Linked DNA regions of Mus musculus: region 2 is linked to region 1. A link is a loop called in an ENCODE intact Hi-C map of the cell type or tissue named here. Cell type or tissue: heart. All regions are shown on one strand.

Region 1 (5,000 bases):
GCCCGCAGACACCCAGGAGTCTGGCTGAGTCCGCGCTGAGCTCGGGCGCGTAGACAGTGGCGTGCACCGCACATAGAGCACAAACCGCCGCTGCGTTTTGCCTTTCCGAAGTTCGGTGCAAACCACCGGCGCAATTAATAATCACGCCTTTAATAAAGGCCAGGCTAGCATCCAGGCTGCCCCCTCATTTGACATCGCCTCCCTTAATTAAAAGACACCGAGCAAAGCTCCAGGGAATTATTCGCATTCTTTTTCCCGGCGCTGCTCCGCGGAGACCCTGTCGCCGCCATCCCCCAGCAAAGACCCGCAACTTACTCCGAAACGGGCGGACCCGAGATCTGGAGGTCCACTTCCCGTCTTTGCTCTCCCTGGAGTGCGACTCTCCACGGTGGTGGAGCCCCCTTCTCCGCCTGCCGACCCCCTCCACAGCACCGAAAGAAGTTTCTAACCTGACTGGCCAAGAGTTCTCCTTGCGCCTTTAGAGCCCAGAGGAGACTAAATTAGGGAGGGGAGCGCCGGCGGAGAAGGGTTAATTTACTTTTCATAGACACGAGTAAGCAGCGTTATTGCAACAGCCCATCCCCTCCCCACACAGGCGCTCGGATAGAAAAAGACGAGCTGGGTGGCGGGGAGCCCAGAGAGAAGACTAGCTACTCTACTTCTTAAAGATGCTGCACCCGGCGCGCACACACACCCCTCTTCCGCGGCTCCAGCCCTCCTTTAGTAGCAGCCGCCACCAGATAACTTTGCGTCCGAACCTCGGCTAGGAGGCTCCGAGTGACTCCCTGGTCCGGGGAGAACTGGCACCGTCGCCGAAGCCTTTTCAAAATGAAAGCACCCTGGCGAAACTGCGGCGCTTCCGTCCCCGCCCGCCGCCCCGGCGCTCCCCGCTCGCCTTACCCGGGCTCGGAGCAGCTTCCCGGAGCGAGCCCCGAGAGGCCGGAGACCGCCACCCTCTGGCTGGTGCTGGGTGGGCGCACGGGCCGCAGGGTTGAGAGCTGGAGACTCCTGCCCCGCGCCGCCGCTGCGGTGGCCACCCTCAGATCTGGGCTGGGGAACCCTCGGGCCGCCGGGGGGCCCGCCCGCAGCCGTCCCGGAGACGCGGGCCAGGGAAGGGGGCCAACCGCGCGGCTTGCATGGCCCTCCCGGGCCGATCGGGAGGTCGCTGTTAACAAGTGCAAACTTTTGGGGCCCCCTGGGCAGCCAGGGGAGAACCTGCACGCGCGCCCCACTCAGCCCCTGGCCTGGGTGGGCTTCGCCGCTGCTGGTCCAGGCGCCTGAACATCCCCCTGGCGCGGCGCCGGCCAGATGGCGGGGCGCCTCACCGCCCCCCTGCACTCCGCTCCAAGTTAATGCCGAGGCTAAATCCTCTTGCCATCACTCACGGTCACCATCGGGGCTTTTATCTCCCGGTCTGATCCGGGCTGCGTAACTTCCTCTGTGTGGCTTTAACACACCATCCCACCACGGAGCAACGGTCTTCTTAAAGGTGCAGGAAGGAAATACTGCGAGGCTCCGGGGACGAGCTCGGCCCGGGGAGGGGCGCGGCGAACAGGGGTGTCCCGGCGGGCCCGCGGCCAGGGTGGCCCCAGCAGGCGGCCGCCGGAGTGAGCCTGCTGTGGGGGGTCGCTGCCTACACATCGCCTGTCGGCCCGAGGACCAACCGGTCCCTGAGCTCGGGGTGCATCCTCAGCGGACTCGGGTCAGGCACAGCGGAGCTGCATCTCCCTTCTTCCCAACTGTGGGGCCTGACTCGGTGCCAGCGCCCAGGGGTGTGGGGGCTGCCCCATCGGCACCAGGGAGGGGGCCAAGTGAGTCAGCCCCCACCCCCCACAGCCAGGGCTCTAGGCTGCTGCTCCTCGGTTTCTGTCTCTTTCTCTCTGTGTGAAGCGCTGCCACCCAGAAGGCCCTGAGCAGTGGGTAAAGGGGTGGGTGGGTGGATTTGGGGAGCTGGGGAGGGGGAGCGCTCTGAGCGCACAACCAAAGCATGAATACCAGCTGACACATCGCCGCCTCCAGCCTGATGGGCCCTGCTTTTGACGGAGAAGCCAAGCCAGCTCTGCAGGGAGCGCAGAGTAGGGGGGCAGGAGGGCCTTTGCTAAGGAGCTCTCTGCCTTCCTGGGGCAGGCCTGGGAGGACCACGTGGGAGGACTCCAGCAGATGCCGGGCAGAGGCCACTGAGTTGACTGCCCTAGGACAGCCCTGTGCTCTCTTCAGCCCCCTGGAGGCTTCCTGCCAGGCTGTGTGCAGGCTGTAAGAGTGCTTCCTGGTATTCCCAGGGGCGCTTTGTGGGTCTTTTGGGGGTGCTCCTGGTCCCCTTTGGGTGGGTTCTTGCTGCAGTATTTACGGAGATGTCATTTGGATGCATCAAGAACAAAGGACCTAGAGGGGGTGGGGTGGGGGGAGAGAGAGAGAGAGAGAGAGAGAGAGAGAGGGAGAGAGAGAGAGAGAGAGGGAGAGGGAGAGAGAGAGAGAGACTGGTCCAAGGTCACAGAGGGTGTCACTAGGTTGGCTTGTACCTCAGCCCCCACCCCACTGCCTCCACTCACACCCACTTTAACCCTTCCCTACTCCCAACATCTCCCCCTAAATCTTAACAGAGGGTTGTTCTGTTGGTTATAACATTTGGAATTTTGTGACAAAGCAAGCAGGAAATGAAGAATTAAAGATTGTCATTGGTAATAATGATGATGATAATAATAACAAACAATTTATAGAGTGCCTTTCATGTCAGACTGCATGCAAAGTGGCCTGTGTGCACTGGTCCCTAGTTCTTCCCCAAGCTGTGTGACTTAACCTCAACTTGGAGTTTAGAGACCTTAAGTGGCTTGGCCAAGGTCATGCAACTAAGTAAGATTTTGGTTTGGGAGATGGATCTTCATGTTCTTAATTGGATGCTCCCCCACTGACTGGCTTGCTGGATTATTTGTGGCATGACACAAGTTCTTTCAGAGCCTCAGTTTCCCTGTCTGTCGAGTGTGACTGGCAAGACCTTTCTTTTCTGAGTGCCAACTTGAACACATCCTCAGATTTCAAAGAAGGGCCACCCCACCAAGCTGTCCAGGAAAGCAGATGCAGGCCAATGTCCTCTCCCCTAATACACACATATTCCTATCCTGGCCTCAGTGTCTCCAACCAGAGGGAACTCCTTGGAGGAAGCAGGCAGACCACAGCCTCTCAGATTGTAAGCATTTGTGCCTCAGGCAACAGTGAAGGGCACACTGTGGGGCTTCTGCCCAGGGTGAGTGATGACCCTGTAGGCCTTTGGCCTGCTGTCTCCCCCAGGCAGGGCCATCAATCCCCAGCAGTGCCCTGCTGTTACATCATACAGTGTCTGGATGCCTTCAACAAGGCATGGAGAAGGATGCTTTTAACTTCCAGTTCAGATGACCCGGGACCCTGGGCTGGCTCTACTGAGTTTCAGGATGGCTCTTGTGACCCACGCATGCAAAGATGCTGCCGCGACAATCACAGCACGGGAGAGAGACTGGGCTTTCTTGGCCCCTCACCTAACTAGCCGTGTGCATTTGAGGAGAACTTTTCTTGCTCTTAGCCTCAGTTTCCCCGTCAGTGTGAAAAGGGGATTTATCTGGGAGTGCAGCCCCTGCTTTTCCATCCTGAACTGACTGAATTCCACAGCAGCCTCCAGGAAAAGACATTCCTTTCAAAGAACAATAAAGTGCCCAGGAATGAATAGGATTCCAGCCATGTAGAGGGACCAGGTGGCCCGGCCCCGTTCATTTCTAAACTGCATTAAGGTGCCTTCTGACAAATGACCTTTCACTGGCAGAGAAAGGCAGCTGAGCACCAGAGGCAGAAAAGTGTTAATGAACACCCCCACCAGAATCACCGATAGCTCCCTCTCTAACGCGGCCTAATCATCTTCATTGGTGGGACTCTGGCCCTCACTGTTCTGTTGTAATTCAAAGTGTGTGTGTGTGTGTGTGTGTGTGTGTGTGTGTGTGTGTGTGTGTGTGTGAAAATCTGTTACTGAAAAGCATTCTTGAGCAATGCAGCAATGTGGTACAGGCCTTTATTTTTTAAAAGAGATGTGTGTCTGAGCATGTATGTGTGTGCATATGCTTGTGTCACATACGTATAGAGAAAGACTATACAAAGGCTTTGGAGACATATATCAAGCCATAAGCCGGGGAGATGGGAGATGGGACAGGCTTTGTCGTAGATATCTTCCCAATGCCTTCCAAATCCTTTGCTATCAGGAAATAAACAACAGGATCAAGGAGTAACAGGAAATTATAAAGTCACATGCAAATGAAAATGAGCTCTGCAGTGAGAGGTGACAGATGAGGTCCAGCCCTCCTGGGATCCCAACACAGACAGACAGAAGGAGGGACAGATCAAGTGAACGCATACTACCAAAGGAAGTGAGCCTTGAGCTCTGAGCTGCCCACACATTCTGGCCACACCCACAGTAGCTGCACTCTCTGTGCCAGACCAAAATTCAGATTCTTAAGAAACCCTTGTCCCTTTGACCTTGATCAGTCGAGATATAGAAGAATTGGTGGCAGCTGCCTGGGACACATCTGGGACCATTTAGGGGTTTGGAGACATCCCAGGGTCTCCGATCTCTGCAGCCCATGTTGGTGTGTGAGATGAAGAGCGGGACTCACTCCCAAGGCATTCCCTAAGGTGAAGACTCCAGGCAGCAGCAGCAACTGCAAGCTGCATTCAGCTCCTCCCTGCCCGTTCTCAGCTGTAATCTCTAGATCATACTCCCATTAATTATTATTACCGTATTAATCATACATGTGATTAATTCAGTAATGGTGATTCATAATTGATTGCATTTTATATGGCGCCTTTCATCCACACATCTCCCAAGATGTGCACAGCCTACAACAAGACTCACATAGAGCAGGACGTGTTCTTAGCTCGTCTGCATTTTGTTGAATAAACTTCTCTTCACAGAGGCAGGGGGCTAACAGTCTCTGGGCAGACTGGGCTTGCCAGCCCTAGCTCCTGGCCCATCTCTCTGAGCA
Region 2 (5,000 bases), 170 kb after region 1:
TGTGAGGGGTTCTCCAGGGTGGTGCATTTGGAGAACCTGTGAGAGCCTGGGGCACGCATCGAGAGGAGCACAGTGAGGAAAGCTTGTAGGGCTTACGGAGGCAGTCATGGGGCCTGCTGGGCCCAGCTCAGGGATGCAGTGTCAGTGCTCATCACCTCCCTCATTCACTTTAGCCCGTGACGACAGGAAGGCCGGCTCCACTATCATTCTTCACTGTGCCATGGTATATAATACTCATGTAGTTAGTCTGTGTAATTGAGATGCTGCACTGCCCTGTGGGTATTGAGAATTAGTATATTTATGAAATCTGTATGTATGTGTTTGTATATATGTGGACAGTTTAGTTTATTGTAGATTCAATGTATAATTTTTCTTTATAGCCATTATTTAATAGCTATATTTTATGATAAATCATATGTATTTAAATTGTGAAATAATGTATAAGAAAATAATCAAGAAAATGAGAATTATTTCCTACCTTAAATATTGTCCCATGCTCCTTTGTCATTCTTCCTGTAAATTAGTTTGTATTTTCCAGAACTTTATGTTGATGAAGCCATATAACATAACCCTTTTTTAAAACTCTGTCTTTATTACTTGACATGACCATGAGATTGAGCCTATTGTTGCATGTATACATCATTTCTGTTTGCTACTGTACAGTAGTCCACTGAGTGTCCCACAATTTGTCCCTTTGTCTTGATGGATAAAGCCATTCTGACCTTTGGCGTGCCAGGCTCTGTGTGGGCATGTGCTTCTCTTTTCTGCATACGAATTTGGATTGTAGTACCTTGGTTACCTCATAGATATATGTTTAAGTTTTTAAGAAGTTGATGAACAATTTTCCAAAGAAGTTGTATCACTTCACATTCCTAGCAGCAGGGTTTGAGGGTCCAGGTGCTCTACACCCTCACCCATGTAGGGGTCTAAACACAGAGCTTTGTCTGTGTTTTCTGTTCCTTAGCTTTGAGGTCTTCCTTCTTGGGCAGCTGTGATAGCTGTGGTCTGGAGTGGCTGTTGGTGGTGACAGGCATCTAGCAAGTTTGCTTTGATTTTTTTTTTTTCTGTAAGAATACTTACTCATTTTTGAGCCACTGATATCTAAATTCATGCCATTCTTGCAATTCTTTTTGCTTACTTGAATTTTGTTTGTTTATTGAAACCCATCTTGCTGTGTAGCCCTGGCTGGTCTAGAACACTGTATAGATGAAGCTGGCCTCAGATTTGTGGTGAACCTCCCACCTCTGCCTCCCAAGAGCTGGGATTATGAGGGCCACTAGGCCTGGCTTAAATCGACATTATCCTCACTCATTTGCACTAAGTTCCACTTTGTGTTCACTTTCATGATTCGGGGAAGAAAACCTGATGCCCACCATGCTGGATGCTGAATAAGCAGTAGGGCATGAGTAAATATTCTTGCAATCAGAGTAAGGCCTGCTAAGCAGACACTTCCCCTGCTCACCCTGTCTCTCACCTTTCACCCAGTGACCTCATTGTCTAATGACCTCATCCTTAACTTTCTGTATCAAGACTTTGGTCTCAGATCAAATTAAAAACAACTTTATTTTGAACTTTGGAAAATACACACATGGGACAGGGTGGTCCCCAGGTTTTCTTTTGTCCAGTCTGCAAAGAGACTCCTAAAGTACTATGCATGTCCCCAGGTCTCTTTCCAATATGTTCTGGAGCTCGGGCACACCGTTGAAGGGCTGTGACTTTTGGCTTTAGGGACTTTGTTCATGGCAGCTTTTCCAGCTCCCCAAGTAATGGGACAATCTGAGGATTTCTTGCCATCAGAGGGACTCACCGGGCATCACGGGGCTCTAAAGAAAAGAGCCCTGTAATTCTCTCATGGGGCTTAGAGTAACATTTACTTCATTCTTACCAATACTGTGAGCATGATTTCCAAGCATGGTGGTTCTAGAAAACCCTTCTTCCCATTCGGCACATTAAAAAAAAAAAAAGAAGAAGAAGTTGATTTGAAGTGGGAAGAGGGTTCAGACTTGGGCTGTTAGAAAACTGTAACAATGAAATTATGTAATGCATTAAGTTGAAGCTACCAATTGTATTTTCTCCCTCATCTAAACCTTTTTCTGTCAGTTGAAATGGACCTTACCCCCCACAGGCTGTGCACAGATCTGACTTTCCACATCACATGTGGGCTGGAATGGGTTTTCTCAAAAATATGGTTTTTGGCAGATTTTTATTTTTAACAAAGGAACACTTAGAATTTAGAGGTCCCTTATGACCAATTAATTCAATGCAGTTTGTTCAGCAGACATGTAGACACTATGCAGAACTGTCCTCACCCCAAAGGAACTTCTGTATTCTTGAGGAAGCATATTTGGGCCACCATGAAACTCAGACTGGAAGAGCCAGGAGGCATCTCTTCCACCACCTCCTGTGTTAGAGAAACTCTGGCCGCAGAGAACTCATCTGAGTTCCTGAGGTTTTCTCAGAATAGCCCTGCTTGCGTCCCTCTTCCCTCGAGTAAGATGGATTAGGAGAGGCAGAAAAATCCGGGATATAGGACATAGTTACATCTGTCTTTCCCCACGATTTTGCATGATCTCTGAACCCTTCCTCTGCTTTGCTTTGCTCTTCTTAGAGATCATCTCCCCACTTACTGGAGATCTGTCCGTGAACCCAGTGTCAAGCCCTCGGCTCCAGATTCTTTGCAGGTGGAAGGGTGTGGCTCCCTCTACTGCAGAGCTTTATGCTTCAGTGTGCCTGGTGGCCCTGGAGCCTTGCCCGGTGCACACTGCTTTTTGGCAGAGGCAGTACTTTATCAGCCAGGGTGGACAGATACTTCTGTGCTACAAATGAGTCCATGGAATGAGATGACAGCTCACTGGCCAAAGCCAGTCTGCCACAGAGGGAAAACTGAGTCATTCTGAAGGTGCAGTCCTCTCCTCAGCTATAGGTGTGCTGACACTGGCACTCACACTCTGTCCAGTCCCCTGAAGCAGAGCTGGGTGTGAGGATTCTGGCAGCCCTACTTGTTAACTGTATAAGGCATGGGTGCTGATGTATGGTATGTTTATTAGGGGTCAGTACCTGGGAAAGGAAGGGGAAGAAAGGGTCTAGGCCACCGGAGAACAATTTGCCTACATCCAACAGGCCCTTGACCTCCTGGGAAATGTCTGGAGCAGCACTGCCTGGTGCTCAGTAGGAGGTGCCCTTCTGTATACTGCCTCACTCAGTCAAAAACTGCAGGGACTCCAAGAAGGCTACACTGCAGTGAGGCTTCAACACACAGCTGGGGCAGGTGCTGAAGGAGCCGGACAGCTGGGAGCTGACTGTCCCCACAGCTGGCCACAGGGACTGAATCTCACCAACCCTGCTCTGTAACAGTCTCAATTCTGGTACCATATAGTGGTGTTTCAGAATGCTAGTCATTGATTCCCCAACCCCAGAAGCATGCTCTCACAACTTCCAACACCAATGGTGAATGCTGTTGCTGTCACTGATACTCTGCTGAGCTATCATTCTGGGTTCTACTCACCCTTAGTGCAGAGCTGGCCCAGGGAGACACACAGCTTCATTCCTGCCACACCTGAGCCCCATCACCAGGCCCCTCTAAGACCAGGCACCTAGAGTCACAATGGGTGAGTATACTAGGACACCATGAGGGTAGCCACCTGGACTCCTCCTCATCCACTGCCTGCTTCTCAGAGCCAGTGCTGAGGCAAGATGATAACACCTCTGTGCTCCCAGATTCTAAGACCAGATTGCAGAGTACCCAGGAGGCAGCCATGCCATGATACAGTGGAACTGCATTCCCCCTGGTCAGAGTCCCAGGACAGTGATGTTCCAAGTCTCTTCTGAGTGAAGAGACATTTCTCTTAGTTCCCCTTGACTCTCAGACCTGTGTATTCTTTCCCTCAGAGGCACAGCATCCTACTGATCCTCTCTGGTTTGATCCATATCCTGTATCTTGGGGGATGGTACCTCATTTTTGCATAGTGATGTCCTGGCATCACAGGCATCATTCTTGTGAGAGTAGACTGCTAGCCCTCTAGAATAGAAGATGTCAGCTCATCAGCTTCACCAAGCAGATGCTGGCTACTCAGTATTAGTCTCTCTTGCCGGCAGATATTGATTGGCATCAGTAGCCAGATCACTTCAAGAAGGGTATATTCATGTTCGGCCATTTCTGCTACCATGGCCACTTTGAGTGGATACACTGGGTAGACAGTGGGCTAGGAGTCTGCCTTCTAGTTGCCCAGTGCCTTTTCCTTGAGGGTTGGTGATGACATGTGGGCTCTTCCACCCTTTCCATTCCCCATGTGCCCACACATATGTCTACTTCTGTCCTTGTCCTGACTTACCAATCTAGGTGGGCCACTTATGAGACCATGTATCACATAACCTTTGCTACTACTCCTGTGGAGTGTACAGTGTTACTGAAGTCCCCATCACTGCGAAAAATCACCCCTCGTTGCTGATTTTTAAAGCCAATCTGTAAGTCAGCTGATACGTGTGACTGGCTGGTGCTCACTTATCAGATGGCCCATCCGTAGACCAAACTTGGGCCCTTTCTTTCTCTTTCAGTTGGCCATGTGGGATTCCTTTGCTCAGACATAGATGATAGTCTTGGGCGGGGGCTGGCACAGCCATGGTGGGCTTTATATTGTGGCAGAGGGCAGGAGACCTCTCCCAAAGAAGAAAATGTAAGCTATGTACATTCTGTAGCATATGAACTGGGCTTGATTCTATGTTTGATTGGGATGAGGAAAGAAAATGCATTCACTCTAAAGTGGTTTTGCCAACCTTCAGTGGTGACATTCACAAAGATGCTCCTCATCTGTCATGGTGAACAGTGAGGCCCTCTGCCTTGTGGGCTTGTAATGATCTCAGGTCCTCCTGCAGAGGTCAGACTAGTGAACAAAACAGATAAAGGAGAGACCAGTACTCCACATCCTTGAGATTCTTCAAGCAGACACTGATCTCCAGCATTGCAGTATTGCCTCTGACACAGTATGGACTGGGAGTGAAGC

What was found. Hi-C counts contacts between places; a loop is a spot of excess contacts. Peaks named below come from ENCODE experiments on the same cell type or tissue, not always from the same donor. Only the 100,000 strongest peaks of a DNase experiment are listed, where the experiment ranks them.
Region 2: it touches region 1 in a loop (2.0-fold over the local background); 3 of 42 quality-filtered maps call a loop at or near these places.

The regions. Positions count from the first base shown.
Region 1 is chr2:29,251,565-29,256,564 of GRCm38, forward strand. It overlaps 6530402F18Rik (RIKEN cDNA 6530402F18 gene), which reads right to left and starts at 1,429. Exons shown (of 2, transcript NR_029460.1): 1 at 901-1,429. In heart, CTCF peaks have their summits at 960 (motif pointing left) and 2,227 (motif pointing left); DNase peaks (open chromatin) are centred at 757, 1,447 and 2,167; H3K4me3 peaks cover 2,356 bases; H3K27ac peaks cover 1,517 bases; H3K27me3 peaks cover 4,944 bases.
Region 2 is chr2:29,424,110-29,429,109 of GRCm38, forward strand. The region is part of intron 3 of Med27 (mediator complex subunit 27); the gene reads left to right. Among named protein-coding and RNA genes, the nearest start is that of Mir133c, 49 kb to the right of the region's middle. In heart, a CTCF peak has its summit at 2,702 (motif pointing left); a DNase peak (open chromatin) is centred at 2,782.